2 separate regions of the Homo sapiens genome follow, and region 1 is linked to region 2. Evidence: read pairs that join two places in POLR2A ChIA-PET (ENCODE). Cell type or tissue: HepG2. All regions are shown on one strand.

Evidence for each region. ChIA-PET counts read pairs that join two places held together with the same protein. Peaks named below come from ENCODE experiments on the same cell type or tissue, not always from the same donor. Only the 100,000 strongest peaks of a DNase experiment are listed, where the experiment ranks them.
Region 1: POLR2A ChIA-PET joins it to region 2 with 6 read pairs; 1 of 35 experiments calls an interaction of 5 or more read pairs at or near these places.

Annotation. Positions count from the first base shown.
Region 1 is chr3:186,589,401-186,597,400 of GRCh38, forward strand. It overlaps the pseudogene PET100P1. Among named protein-coding and RNA genes, the nearest start is that of AHSG, 20 kb to the right of the region's middle. RefSeq lists an enhancer at 7,540-7,834. In HepG2, no CTCF peak of the experiment used is centred here; DNase peaks (open chromatin) are centred at 711, 4,651 and 5,524; H3K4me3 peaks cover 1,096 bases.
Region 2 is chr3:187,037,969-187,045,968 of GRCh38, forward strand. It overlaps ST6GAL1 (ST6 beta-galactoside alpha-2,6-sialyltransferase 1), which reads left to right. Exons shown (of 8, transcript NM_173216.2): 3 at 774-905; 4 at 4,686-5,342. The coding sequence starts at 4,736. Among named protein-coding and RNA genes, the nearest start is that of RPL39L, 98 kb to the right of the region's middle. RefSeq lists promoters at 328-787, 591-771, cis regulatory regions at 688-695, 696-709, 732-739, 752-760 and enhancers at 3,866-3,935, 6,186-6,455, 6,566-6,675. In HepG2, no CTCF peak of the experiment used is centred here; DNase peaks (open chromatin) are centred at 683, 1,533, 3,043, 3,533 and 2 weaker places; H3K4me3 peaks cover 5,848 bases.

The DNA of each region.
Region 1 (8,000 bases), 450 kb before region 2:
CTCTGGAGCCCCAGACCTGTTTTTTTTTTTTTTTTTTTAAGCCATTTTCTAGCTCTTGCCACTAAAAATCAGGATATTAAGTAAAACAATAATAATTATAATTTTCAATGCAAACTCAAATAATAATGCATTTAACTACCCTCCTCTTTTAGTCTCCCTTAATCTTAACGTAGACAAGGCAGATGCCATACAGGCTGGATTTTGATTTGGAGCCTGATTCTGCCAAATAATAATAATAATAAATTAAAGGATGGTTTCCGAGAATTAGTAACAGTTATGGAAGCCACTGCAAGGGGCCAAATTAGGTGATTAAGAACAAGGCCGAGCACGGTGGCTCATGCCTGTAATCCCAACACTTTGGAAGGCCGAGGCAGGCGGATCCCCTGAGGTCAGGAGTTCGAGACCCGCCTGGCCAACATGATGAAACCCCATCTCTACTAAAGATACAAAAATTAGCCAGGTGTGGTGGCACATGCCTGTAATCTCAGATACTTGAGAGGCTGAGGCAGGAGAATCACTTGAACGTGGGAGGCAGAGGTTGCAGTGAGCCAAGATTGCGCCACCACTGCATTCCAGCCTGGGTAACACACCGAGACTCCATCTCAAAAAAAAAAAAAAAAAAGCAATCATGTAATTAAGTCTTCTGTGTTTTCTACCAGTTAGGTAACATTAAACCAGAACAGGAAATGTGATAATGTTTTCAGCAAGGTGTTTGATGATTCATCTTGTGATATCCCCTGGAGATAAAATAGAGGCACATAGTTGGATTCATAACTCACTAGTTACTGTTGAACATACTGTTGATTAATGGCTCAATGTCAACCTGTAAAGGAGAGAAGAGAGTCTTTGCTGGCACAAAACAAAGCTATGTTTTCAGTCCTGATCTGTTCAATAGTTTTATTGTCAGTGAGCATTTCAGGAAGAGCACTTAAAACACCAGGTGCCTACTGTGTGTAAGTCACAGAGTTTTCACAGCTCTTATATGTTTGTCATTGCAATAAGTCCTAGGAAGGGGCAGGACGCATTAAAACTGACCAGATAAGCTTTTGGCTGTTGTACAATGTTTCAAGTGGGAAAAAGCAACTTAACCTGTAAGAACAGGGTTGGGGTACACCAGCTTCATCAACAGCATTGAGAGGGAAGCATGATTTGACAGTAATGCTATCACGGTGTCATTTGAATTGATGTCCCCCAACATAATCACAAAGGGTCTTGCACTTTGTGGGCAGAGTAACTGTAACAAAATAGAGTCAGTAGAACAAAAAGTATAACCACCAGGGCCATTATAAGAAGCTGTAAGTCTTCGAAATATGAGTTAAATGCCTCTGTGTTTTCTGGTAAAGAAATGTTGACATTGGTGGGAGCAAAGGTCTTCCTCTAATTCTCAGCAACTGGTAGAGAAGAAAAGCAAGGGCATCACAAGAAGCAAGGGGAGAACGTAATGATAACACAAGGGTGGTGTCCTGGTTACTCTTGTCATTGTCATATAACAAATTATCCTAGCATTTACTGGCTTAACGCAGCAACATTTGTTTTTTTCTCACAAATCTGCAATATGAGCTAGACTGATGGAGACAACTCCTTTGCTCTACTTGGTGTCAGCTGGGACAACAGCTTGAAGGCTGGGTCTGGAGTCATTTCTACTCACATGTCTGACAGTTCATTCTGGGAGGTGGGAGGACTCAAGCAGCTGGGAACTGGAAATGGGGAGACTCCTCACGAATCTTTATCTCTGTGTGGTTTCTGCAGCATGGTGGCTATACATAGCTGGACTTCTTACATATTGGCTCAGGGCTCCCAAGACACGTTTCCCAAAAGGAAGTGGAAATGGGTAGAAGCTTTAGTTCTTCTTATGACTTAGCCTCATAAGTCGTGCAGCATCCTTTCCATCGCATTTTCATTTATGGAGGCAGCCACAAAGGCTCATCCCTCTTCCTGGGGAGGGGAATTAGACTGGACCTTTCAAGAAAAGAATCTTTAAGGTTCTGAAGGATATGTAGACCTGCAAATATTGTTGTGGCCATTTTTTGGAAAATACAGTTTGCCCCAGGTGATCAAATGAGACAGCCATACAATTAGCAGCTGAGACTGTGGAACATCAGAACAGCCATGGAGGGGCCACATAGTGCTCACAAAAGGCAAGTGAATTCAGAAAGAATGAGGTGACCATTTGCAAGTCCATGAGTACCAACCCCTATCCCTGCCATCAAGGAAGGAAAGCATTCTCGCAGCTGGAGTTTCAGGGATGAGATCTGAGCAAATGTCACACCATTCTGGCCCCTAGGATTATCCCTTTCTCTGCTGGGGTGCCTGGGAAATGTGGATTACACATCGGTGATATTAATGAGAACATGAGAGATGCTGATCTATGGACACTCGAAACTGAGAGGAATGTCAAATGACAGATCTGGTTTCTCACTATAGCTGCCAACACCTCTCAGATCCCAGTTCCAGAAAAAGAGGACAACTATCTGTTTTTTTAAACCTAATAGTATGAGAAAAGTCTCTTCAAGTAAATTGTATCTTCTACTACTCTACAGGACTCAACATAATCATCACTGAATTTATTTCTTCTGATTGCCAGGCACTGTGCTAGGTGCTGGGATATATAAGAGAGCTTTTTAACATAAAACGCACACACCTAATTAGCCAGCAAGCAAGACAAACAAAGGCTGAATCACTGGCCAGTAAGAAATCTTAAATATGTTAGTTAAACATGGAAAGTTGAGTTCATTTACCACAGAAAGAACACTTACAATTAAATTATGACAATGGCCGGGCGCGGTGGCTCATGCCTGTAATCTCAGCACTTTGGGAGGCCAAGGCGGGCGGATCATGAGGTCAGGAGTTTGAGACCAGCCCGACCAACATGGTGAAACCCCATCTCTACTAAAGATACAAAAATTAGCTGGGCACGGTGGTGCATGCCTGTAATCCCAGCTACTCAGGAGGCTGAGGCAGGGGAATCACTTGAACCCGGGAGGCGGAGGTTGCAGTGAGCCGAGATCACGAGATCACGCCACTGCACTCCAGCCTGGGCAAGAGACCGGGACTCTGTCTCAAAAACAAACAAACAAAAAAATGACAGTAAAACATGTTTCAACAGTCTATGCAATAAACAGAGAAGGAGGCCACACTCTGCATTGCCTGCATTATCCATCACAGGATTTTTGCCCTGGGCCTCACAAGCCCAGTCTGTTGATGAGCAAGTGGTTAAAGCTATGTCCCCTTCATGTGTGGCCATTGCCTTTGTAGGGGGCATTTTGAAGACATTGAAGAAGAACGTAAAGGATTCCTCGATTTTTGATCCACTTAGATGGTAAAACTGTAGATAATGAAAGAGATTTTAGAACTCAGAACAAGACCTTTGAGAAATTCTCTGTGAAGCCCATAAGAACAACCTAAAAATAGGCATTTCTACTTGCTATGGTTTGAATTTTAGCCCCCTCCAAAACTCATGTTGAAAATCCCCGATGTGGCAGTATTGAGAGGGGGAGCTTTTAAGAGGCGATTGGATCATGAGGTGATTGCCTTTGTGAATGGATTAATCTACTCATGGACCAGTGAATCAATAGGGTTGTTGGCTTTTATGAAGAGAAAGAGAGGCCTGAACTAGCATGCTCAGCCCCCTCACCATGTGATGCCCTGCACCATCTGGGGAGTCTGCAGTGTCCTCACCAACAGGAAGGCCCTCGCCAGATCTGGCCTCTTGAACTTGCACTTCTCAGCCTCCATAACTGTAAGAAATACATTTTTTTATTTATAAATTATTCAGTTCCAGATATTCTGTTACAAGCAACAGAAAACAGACCAAGACACTTTTTTTTTTCTCAGCTCATTGCAACCTCTGCCTCCTAAGTTCAAGGGATTCTCCTGCCTCAGGCTCCTGAGTAGCTGGGATTACAGGCACCCACCACCATGCCCGCCTAATTTTTATATTTTTAGTAGAGACAGGGTTTTGCTATGTTGGCCAGGCTGGTCTTGAACTCCTGACCTCAGGTGATCTGCCTGCCTTGGCCTCCCAAAGTGCTGGGATTACAGGTGTGAGCCACCTTGCCCAGCCCCAAGACACTATTGATGTGATATTTGAAGGCACTGAACTTGAAACTCTAGGGAAGAACTCAAACCAGCTCATCTGAGCATGTATGTGCATACAGAGAATTTGATCAAGGAAGGTAATGCAAAACTGAGCTGTCACAAACTATCACAGTACGTGGTTTCTAAAATTTATTTCTATGGTGGCCTTTGAAGCACAAACCTTAGGAATTTTCAAGCCCAGACTTTTATCAGCATGGCTCACTTCTGAGAGGAACTGGCTGAGCTGAGAAGTAGCCATAGGCTACCAGCCCTGAGTGTGGTGTCTCTGGAATTCTGGTGATATGAATCCCACATGAATATGAATCCCAGAATGATAATAAAATTTTGGACACTGTGGCCAAACCGTGGATAATTCCTGGATCCACTCAGTGCACAGATATCATGTTGTCTTTTATTTAACTCTTGCTATAGAAACTGAGAGCCCCCTCAATTACATAGACCTAGGTCCAGGAAGGAAACACACTTAATTGACACACCGCACAGTTGTCCAGAAAGCAGTATGTGAAACTGCAGTCTTCTCATTGGTTTGCTCAAACATGATTGTGCTTAGCTCCGAGTCTACAGTTCTAAGTCCAAGTGCTGGCTCTGCGGTGAGACTGGATTTAAATCCCTTCTCTTCCAATTATTAGCTCCATGACCTTGAACAAGTATGACAACCTCTCTGAGCCTCCTCACCCAACTCATATTGTGAAGATTGAACAATATGATATATTTAAAGTACCTGGTATGTAACAAGCACTCATTAAATATTAGGTATTATTACTGTTATATAATAAATGTGACTAAACTTTTTGAACCAATTTGCATCTCTGTTAAGACATATTTTTGAAACACTAACAAATTTCCCCAATGTCAAACAGTGTAAAACATTCATTGACCTGCACAGGTGTGGATTTCTGACCCCGTGACACCCTTTCCTTGGGAAAAAACCAAGAATGTCTCCGCTGAAGAATATCTGCAGAGAATACATGGAAACCAATCCTACATTCTCAGCCTGCTCTAGGCCCAGAAAAACAGAAACTGCTATGAGGGCTATTACTAAACATGGAAAGAGGGAAAGATAAAACAGCCACAGAGCCTCGGGAGAAATGAGAGCAGACATCTCAGGAGCTGGCCTGAGACACGCCACCTGGCAGAGTGTTTGTATAGCAGGAAGCCTCAGACCTCTGACCTTCACTGCTAGAGATCTGGCAGTCCAGAGTTACAGCGCTTGGTGTGACCCATTGCCTTTCCCCACCAGCACTAGGGTAACCAGATCATCTCTGTTTGCCTGGGACTTTTTCTGTTTTAGCACTGAAAGTCCCATGTCCCAGAAACTTCTCAGTCCCAGACAAACCTGGACAGTTGATCCTTCTAAGCCCCAGCATGAAAGGTGCTGCTTGCATGGAAGCCCATGCAGCTCACGTCATTCAGAACTGTTATGAGCAAGTGCAGAGTGATGGCTGAAGGCACAGGAGGGGCTAGAGCTAGGCTGAGTTCTGAGACTGTCTCATGAAGGAGGAACTCATGAGAGCTGTGCATGGAGACCAGGTCGGGCTGCACCATAGCACAACTGTCACCCGGGTGAACACGTGCCAGGGGAGGGCCAGACCAAGGCAGAGCCTTCCCAAGCTGGTTCACAGATTGGCACACACTGAAAACAACATTCTACATTGCACATTTACGCAGGGGACAGGGAGAAAATAATTTTGTTTGGTACAAGTTGTATATGCACCCTCTTCCTTTATATTAAAGATAAATTATTGCATGTGCTGACTATATGATAAAAACATAAGCATAACTATAATTGGCTTTCATTTCCATTTTCTGTTTATTTTAATGAATAATGTTAAACACTTATACATACTAAGAAGATAGGCTACTTACATGGTTATGGGCTTAAAGGCCTCTGGGGAAAAATATATATAATATATTTATAAATAAATATATATTATATATAAAATATAAATATGTAATATAAAATTTATATATAAATATATATAATATAAACATTGTATATTATATAAAATATATATCATATAAACATTGTATATAATATATATAATATAAACATCATATGTTATATATAAATATATATATTATATATACATTTTGACAGAGTCTCACTCTGTCACCCAGGCTGGACTGCAGTGGCACAGTCATGGCTCACTGCAGCCTTGACCTCCCAAGCTCAAGCCATCCACCCATCTCAGCCTCCCAAGTAGCTGGGACCACAGGTGCATGCCACCATGCCTGACTAATTTTCATATTTTTTGTAGAGACGAGGTTGTAAATATCTTTAAATTTTTTTTTTCTAATCGTATGTTGGCAAAATTCTCCCACTTTTGTTTGCTGTATTCCTTTAAAAATTTATTATTATTTTTAAAATACTGTTTATTAATGTTTTTATATAGAGATGTGGATCTCACTATGTTGCCCAGGCTGGTATTGAACTCCTGGGCTGAAGCGATCCTCCCGCCTCGGCCTTCCAAAGGGCTGCGATTACAGGCAGGAGCCACCGTGCTCAGCCTGTTTGCTCTATTATTTTTTAAATTTTTGTTTGTCTCTTTTTGTTTGTTGTGTAGTTATTAATTTTATGAATCTCCTTAAGGTAAATATTAAGGGATTTTTACAATTTAGATAATAAAATATATTAGTTGTTTGCTATAAACAGTGATATTTCAGATTTTTGGCTGACTTGGACTCCTGACAGCTGGCAACAGCCCACTGGCTGGTCTGAGAGTCCCTGTCACAGTCTGAGCTTGAAGGCACAGTTTGCAAAAACCCTCAAGAAGGAAAGCCCAGAACCAGCAAAAAACATCTTTTTTTTTTTTTTTTTTTGAGACGGAGTCTCGCTCTGTGGCCCAGGCTGGAGTGCAGTGGCGTGATCTCGGCTCACTGCAAGCTCCACCTCCCGGGTTCATGCCATTCTCCTGCCTCAGCCTCCCGTGTAGCTGGGACTACAGGTGCCCGCCACCACGCCTGGCTAATTTTTTTTTGTATTTTTTAGTAGCGACGGGGTTTCACTGTGTTAGCTAGGATGGTCTCGATCTCCTGACCTCCTGATCCGCCCGCCTCGGCCTCCCAAAGTGCTGGGATTACAGGCGTGAGCCACCGCACCCTGCCACAAAGAACATTTTTTAAAATGTTCCTCTATTTGCATGAAAGGGCACTGCCTGCTGTGGAAAGGATGGATCCGGTGCACATTCTATCAACTATGGAGAGTCATGCAGGGAAACAGATTGGTTGCTGTCCAGCTTCCAGGTCATTCTAGTGTCATATTAACTCCCCTTTCCGAGTGCTGCCCGGGGCCTATTCATGCCTACCCCTCCCCATATGACTCAGGGAGGGGCTCTCTGTACTCTTGGCAGCCAGAGAAAAGCCCATGATCTCTGGTGTAGAGATGAAGTGGGCACAATTACATCAAAAGGAGAGAGGGAGAGCTCACTCGTGAAAGCTTTCATTTGGTATAAAGAAACAATCAGGGGGAGAAACGAGATGGGGGTGAAGCTGGAGATATTTCGGATGATAATCTACCTCACTTTCCCTGTGGCTATGTTCTGGGTTTCCAATCAGGCCGAGTGGTTTGAGGATGATGTCATACAGCGCAAGAGGGAGCTGTGGCCACCTGAGAAGCTTCAAGAGTTAGAGGAATTCAAAGAGAGGTTACGGAAGCGGAAGCGGCGGGAGGAGAAGCTCCTTCGCGACGCCCAGCAGAACTCCTGAGGCCTCCAAGTGGGAGTCCTAGCCCCTCCCCTGATGAAATATACATATACTCAGTTCCTTGTTATTCAAAAAAAAAAAAAAAAAAGAGAAAACATCAGGAGCAATTGTAGGTTTCTTCAATGGGAAAAATAAGATTAAAACAATATACTTCATTGCTTAAACATTTATTAAACAGCCACTATGTGCATGAACTTCAG
Region 2 (8,000 bases):
AACGTATTTTTTCAGTTACAATTATACTGATTGAACTTTCACATATTATTAAATATTCTTTGAAAATAAATAATTTTTTGAAAATCTGTATGAAGTTTATTTCAGGATGGACCTAATTACTCCCTGTTTACCTCCAAGCCAGCAATTAAACAACCTGTTCTTCCCAGGTTGGTCCATGGTGGCCGCTTTAGCTTTCTAGCCCATTCTTATCTGGTGTCAAGTCTATTTCTTTTTTTTTTTTTTTTTTTTTCTTTTGAGACAGAGTCTCTCTCTGTTGCCCAGGCTGGAGTGCAGTGGCGTGATCTCGGCTCACTGCAACCTCCGCCTCCCGGGTTCAAGCAATTCTCCTGCCTCAGCCTCCCTTGTAGCTGGGACTACCGGTGTGCGCCATCATGCCTGGCTAATTTTTTTTTTGTATTTTAGTAGAGATGGAGTTTCACCGTGTTAGCCAAGATGGTCTTGATCTCCTGTCCTCATGATCCTGATCCGCCTGCCTCGGCCTCCCAAAGTGCTGGGATTACAGGTGTGAGCCACCACACCCGGCTAGTGTCAAGTCTATTTCTAGGCTATCTGTGCTGTTCACAGATCCAGAGCATTGCACCTTTAATAGGCTTTTCTCTCTCTCTTTTTCCTGAGCCCTGGAGGCTTCCTGGATTGAGACCTAGCCTAGGTCTGCATAAGCACCTTTCCATCTTGTTAATGTTTAACACTGCCTCTGCTGGAAAACAGCTCTCACCTCCTCTCTTTCTGTCTCTTATTTTTTGCCTTTGCAGATGAGTTTTGATCATCCTGAGAAAAATGGGCCTTGGCCTGCAGACCCAATAAACCTTCCCTCCCATGGATAATAGTGCTAATTCCTGAGGACCTGAAGGGCCTGCCGCCCCTGGGGGATTAGCCAGAAGCAGGTAAGGAACACACAGAGGCATGGGCTAGCAAAGGGGTACATTCCTGAGTAAAAGCTGGTGTGGCAGATGTCCTGGCAGGGAATCTCAGGATCTCAGTATCTGGCTCCAGCTTTGCTGTTTTCTTTTTGTATGTATTTTTTAGTCCTCTTTAACTGCTGATTCAATGTGGGTTTCATTGGGGGGTGTAGAGAAATGGCTTGTCCATTTCTATTAACTATATAAGATTTAAGTTATTCTGTATTTCAGTCAACCATTCTGAGTACCTACTACCTGCCACGAATGCAACTGGTACTGAGTATGTCATGACGGGTGGGTCGGGACAGGATTTCCTTGCTTTGAGCATTGATTTCTGCCGGTTCAGTGTTGGCCAGTTCTTTGAAGGTGATGATGCAAGTCGCTGTGTTCTTCCTCTAGAAGCCTCGTGATGATTGTAAAGATTCTCTGATACAATTGCATCAGTTCAATAATCTTTCATTGAGTATCCGCTCTGGTCCAGGCACTGTGCTGGGTACTAGGGTTTCAGAAAGGATACCAGGAGGAGTTTTCCTTGAGCAGCAAAGTCAGGCATGAAAAGCAAGCATTACAAAGCACTGGCTGGCAGCAAAGGGGAGCAGGGATAGTGCGGAAGGGGAGGTGGCCTCCACTGACCTTCAGAAGCAGAAAGGTGATGCTGTCAGAGCTGGCAGGCACATGGACAAGGAGAAAGAGTGCAGCAGTGCAGACACCTGGAGGCTTAACACAGTCTGGTGTAATTGGAAAATTCAAAGCTTAGTGTGTTTTTCCAAAACATTTGTAGAGAAAAGTTTGCTACTCTTTTCCCTCGGTTGCGCCATTTAGAGAAAGTTTCTTCAGCCTCTGCCTTCTTCAGACAATTTGAGAGATGAGAAAGGGTCTTGCAGTTATAAGTGCCTGTGACCAGAAACTCCAGCCACCTGGTGGACTTGGAGCCTCAACCAAGGGTGGTGTCAAGGGACCACATGAGCCCTTATGTGAGATTTCAGATGAGTGCCCTGAGGCCATGACAGAGCACAGGCTGTGAAGGCTGAGGCTGTCTGATGGTTGCAAGACTGTCGCTAGACCCAGCTGTTTGGAGGAACTCTTCTTTCCTGGGAAACCACACCTTGGAGAGTAGGTACTGGGCAGCTGCTGCCTGAGCCTCCACTCCTGTGACAGTGAATCAGGCCCTTCCTGCCATCTTGTTTCATTCAGACATGTGAAAGTCAGGTTCTAAGTCCACTATTTCCAAATCACTCATGCAACTTTGAAAATTATTTGTATTTCCAAACCTCACTATACTCAGCTATAAATGGAGCTCATAAAATCTGCTGTGCTTATCTCACGGGAGTATAATAGGTCTGTAAAACCTTACCAATACGGAAAGTACCTGAGTGTTACCACTCAGTGCACAGCAGGGATGGCAGGTGCAGCACTGATGGTGAAGGTGGCTTGTCTGCGACTGTCTGACAGACGAAGTTGCCTCTCTAGTGACCTTGAGTCCGACTTGATCACACTGACTTCTCACTGTCCCTTATCACAGATGCATGTCCTTGGGTGGAAAGATGATGAACTTTTAGAGTCAGACAGACCTGGGCTGGAATTCTGGTTCTAGAACTGACTTGCTGTTGACATTGGAGAAACCCTATAACCTTGCTAAGTCTCAGTTTTTTCCATTTCCTAAAATAGGATTGTCAATATCTCTATCATAGTGTTGTAGTAAAGGTTCAATGAGATATTGCAAGGAAAGTGACTACCACGTAGTAGGCCCTCCTTAAATGCTACTTTCCTTCTTTTCTCTAGTTCTTCTTCAGTTGTCATATGGTCATGTGATTACCTGTGTTGGGTGTCTGCGGAAATTGAATTCCTTAGTTTCTGGTAATACAACAAGCTTCCACCCTTCACTTCATGATCTTCTATCTGAATTCTTCTTCCACTGTGTACATTTAATCATTTCCACAACTTCAGCAGCCCAAGATAGGAGCCCATCGTTCCCAGAGTCACTGGTTCCTGAGGTCTGGGATGGTGGAAGCACTGCTTTGGTTGGTACTGCCAATGGATTCCAGGAATGAGCTGGATGTCAGTTCATGGAGAATTCCCAGGGAAGAGCCTGGAGCTCAGGGCTGCTGAGTCATGGCTGTGGCTTCACACTGCTGTCTTCACTACCCGTATCACCTCCACATGGCCCCCAGGCTGAGCTGCTGCTCTCCTGTCTCTGTTCAGAATACCTTCTGTGCCTTTTTGCTTATCTAGTTCAAATCCAATGAATACCATGCTCTTGTTTTGCCCTCCCAACACTCTGCAAATCACATAGGGCAGAGATAATTATTCTGAAAAACTCAGGGGCAGAAATATTAAGTGACCTGCCCAAGGTCACCAAGAATGGGGATAAGAACCCAGGTTTTGTGAACACCCAGTCCAGTACTCCTACTACCTTTTCCTGATATCCTTAGGAGCGGGATCCATGGGAAGGGACCTCAGACCCCTAGTGGGTTAGCAAAACCCCGGAGGTGATTGCTTTGATTTATTATTGTAAATAAACCCAGTGATTGGGGAAAGAATGTAATGTTTTCCAAAAGATACAGACATTATTTGAGTTCAAAGTGCTTCCAGTTTCCATTCAGTTACACAATAAATTCTGAGAAAACAAAGTAGGTGTTTACTCAGAAATAAAGAGACTATTCAGTCTCTATTTGCTCAGTGAAATCTATTTTCCAGAGCTTCTTGCAGTTCTGTGCATGTTGTACTGGAAAGGACATGGGTTATGGAATCAAATCCACTTCGATTTGAACCTCAGTGCAACCATTTCCTCAGCTCTGTGAGCTTGGGCACTTCCCTTGACTTCTTAGAGCCTCAGGTTGCTAATCCATAAAATGGAGATTATAACACCTTTGAAGTGAACCCTGTACAGGTTAGGAGATGCCCTTCGTATTAGACTATGCTATGCGTGGTGCCCCCAGAGTTGTGTCTCATGGTGGCCCTGGTTATGGTGAAGTTAAGTGAAATAACATCTAGCGTGCTTAATGAATTTTTGTTTCCATTTCCTTAGTTGGCTACATGTCTGCTATCTTACCCAGAATTCCTAGCCTCTATCATGAGGTGAGTCAGCTTCCTGTCTCAGCAGTGCTCTTCTTGCAGGGCACTGCACAAAACTGTGGTGGAGATAACCCTCGATCTTCTCATGCAGGAGTCCAGCATCGCAGCCCTTAGAGAGATACATCAGAAATCTATGGCATCATCTATAACGAGAAGTCTTTTTCTGGCCATTTTGAAGGGGTGTTGGGCCACTTACTATTTTAGGAAGTTTAGGTCTGGTGATGTAAAACAGTCAGCCTGCTTTTTTTTATTCTATTTTTTTTTCAAGCATGCATGGCTTCATTTAACAAATGTTACAAGGCCCTAGGAACTGAGTGATTTGCAAGATGTGGTTTCTGACTTCAAGAAACTCAGAGTGCAGTCAGAGAGGTAGACCAAGGCAACCAGAAACTAATATTCAGCATAGAAAAAGTAATGATGGGAGGACATATAAAGTGTTCATGGCTCAAGAGGAAGAAGGGAGTGGAAGAGTGGAAGAGGAAGAGGGACTGCTGTCCACGTTCAAAGCCCAAATTGAGTCTGACTTTTGTCGAGAATTGCTTAACAGGCTGCAGAGGTGGCCAGGAGGTAGACCAGGGCTGGAATTCAAGTCACCTCATTTCAAATCTATTGCTCAGTCCATCGCTCCGCCTCATGCCACATTGGGTTTTTCTTTACATCATTTGTTTTTCCTTGTCTCACTTTTTTTAGGCTTGTTTTCCTGCTCAGAACAAAGTGACTTCCCTGAACACATCTTCATTATGATTCACACCAACCTGAAGAAAAAGTTCAGCTGCTGCGTCCTGGTCTTTCTTCTGTTTGCAGTCATCTGTGTGTGGAAGGAAAAGAAGAAAGGGAGTTACTATGATTCCTTTAAATTGCAAACCAAGGAATTCCAGGTGTTAAAGAGTCTGGGGAAATTGGCCATGGGGTCTGATTCCCAGTCTGTATCCTCAAGCAGCACCCAGGACCCCCACAGGGGCCGCCAGACCCTCGGCAGTCTCAGAGGCCTAGCCAAGGCCAAACCAGAGGCCTCCTTCCAGGTGTGGAACAAGGACAGCTCTTCCAAAAACCTTATCCCTAGGCTGCAAAAGATCTGGAAGAATTACCTAAGCATGAACAAGTACAAAGTGTCCTACAAGGGGCCAGGACCAGGCATCAAGTTCAGTGCAGAGGCCCTGCGCTGCCACCTCCGGGACCATGTGAATGTATCCATGGTAGAGGTCACAGATTTTCCCTTCAATACCTCTGAATGGGAGGGTTATCTGCCCAAGGAGAGCATTAGGACCAAGGCTGGGCCTTGGGGCAGGTGTGCTGTTGTGTCGTCAGCGGGATCTCTGAAGTCCTCCCAACTAGGCAGAGAAATCGGTATGTTCTGGGGTTGTTCTGTGAATGGCAGTGCTTATTGGGACTGGCTGGGCATATTGATGGTATGGGAGACAAGTGGCCCAAGTGTGGCTCAGCGGACCAGTGGAGTGGGCCCAGGGCAGTGTTTTTTTCAGAGTCACAAGTGACACAGAGGGAGTTGAACAGATGGCGCTCTAGGCCCCCGCATCTTTTATCAATTAGAAGAGCTTCATTATTGTTTCCTAATATTTTTAGTTGATATATAATAATTAGATATATTTATGGGGATATTTTGATACGTGTATTCAATGTGTAATGATCCAATCAGGGTAATTAGAATATCTATCACCTTGAACATTTATTGTTTCTTTGTGTTGGGAACAGAATAGTTTTATTTTCATCTGTTTTAAATATTGGAATTGTGTAGAAGATTTCATTTGAAAAAGAGAGTTCCGCTGCTACCAATAATCAAAAGCCTACAATTGACCTTTGAAAAGACTTGAAGCATAGATCTGCACATCATTTCCAGGTTCTGAAATTCTGTTGTTTTTCCTGATTAGTGGAGGACTCTATTGGCCTCAACAACCTGGGTAATTTTCAGCTTTTCTCTTTGAAAAGATTTAATTGGGTCAGTAATTCTTAACTGGGGGCTATGGACCAACTTCAGAGGGTCATGAATCCCTGCAATTGCGTGCAAAACTGTCTGTGGATTAGGTGTGTAGAATGTATGTGTATGCGTATAAGTGTGTCCGTGCATTTTTCCAGGAAGGGAGTTTGTAGACTGCAGTTTATTCTCTAAGGGATCTGTGACCCAAAAAAGTTTCAGAGTCACTGGTCACAACATATTAATTTGCTTTTCTTGAAACCCTTTGTAGTGAATCAAGATAGAAAGTCTGTCTATATTTGTAAACCTGTGTAACAGAGAGCCTTATTTCTCTTATGCTGAATGTGTTTTCCATTATTTGAAATGAATCAGCTAAAGAAAGCAAAGCACAGGAAGCTTTGCTCCTCTGTCAGCCTGGAGGTACTGGAGCAGGTGAGGTCATACGTCTCCTTTTTTATTTCCTTCATTTGACTGCCAGGAAAAATGGTCTGAAACCCAGCACAGGCTCTCAAAGAAAAGTAGGCCCAAACTGGATTCTCTAGAGCAGAAAGAAATGGTGAGATCACAGTTTCTACCTCCCCAAATAGGCAGCTGCCCCGCTGGCCGGCCCCACCTCAACTTCTGCTTTTGTATTTTTGGTTTTTCTTGGACTTTGTTTTCAAGAAACTAAATGTGATTGGTTTTTGTTCATCCATAATGGAGCTAAGTTTCTTTCTTCTCCATTTTTGCTGCTTATGTAGCAAATGTTTGGGATATCCTAGGTATTAGCTGATCCTTCTTCTTCATGTCAAGTTAATATTGCGTGCCTGGCTGAAATTGTACTGAAGTTTGAGACAGGGCCTGATAGCTCTGTTAATTAGAACTACAGCTTTAATTTTATGCACTCCTTAAAGATTTGGGGTGATTTAAGTAAACATTAATACAAATAATATTTTTCTATAGATTGCAGTTTCAACTTCAAAATAAGGATTTCCACAGAAGGACTTTGATCCTGAGATGTAATCAAAATTGCATGTTAGACTTCGAATGTTCTGCTGTTATGGGGTATATATCCTCTTGGCATTTTGTCTAACAAATATTTTAAGACATTCATATATTCTTTTATTTATTCATGGATTCATCAACAATACAAAGGGGAAAGGGAAGGGAAAGGCCCTTTGTTGAAGCCCGAGTTGCAGGCAGCGTGCCAGGCCCATACACTTCCTCCTGCATCTGGAATTTGTTGAGTCTCTTCCCAACTACTGGATGGATCAGATTATTTCAAATGGTTTTCTTTTACAAATAACATTGCTGACAAGGTTTTTGTGCAGATAACTTAGGTAACCACTATTGACATTCAACAGGGAAATATCCTCAGAAGTGAGGCTAGAAGACACGAGTAAGAGACATTTTATGACTTTTTTTTTTTTGTCCATAGCAAGATTTTCTATCAGAGAGAGTGTAATAACATACTCTGCCTCCAGCAGTCTCACAAACCAGCCAATGGTGGGCTCAGTCATTTTCAATTATTTTTGATAGTTTACTCATACATGTTAAGTATCCTAGATTTGCTGGAATTTTCATGTCAAACAGTAGCATAATTTTAAAACACTATCATCAATACAAGTGATGCTTATTATGCATCTGCTGAGTTCCTAACATGCCTTGCTCTTTTCATCCTCCCAGAAGTCCTGTGAGGTTGATAAGATTATTGGTCTCATTTTGCTGGAGAGCTAAATGCGGAGGCTCAAGTGGTCACACAACTGGCTAATAGCAGACTGAGGTTTGAAAGCAGAGTGCTTGCTTCAAAGACCCCACTCTTGGCACCTCTGCTGTTGTGCCTCATAATAATTGTAGCTTCATAATAAAATTCGGTGTGATTATTCTTTTATTATGTTAAAAATTTTCTTCTATTCTTGTCTATTAGCTGTCCTAGAGAGAAAGAGAAGGGTATTCTGAGTTAAGGCAAAGGCAAGAAGCAAAGGCTGCACGGGGAAAAGTGTGTTTGGGCATCACAAATAATCCTGTTTGGACGGCATGTGGGTCCTTGTGGGTGAAGATGGGTGAGGAACGAGGCCAGAAAGGTAGCTAGGCAT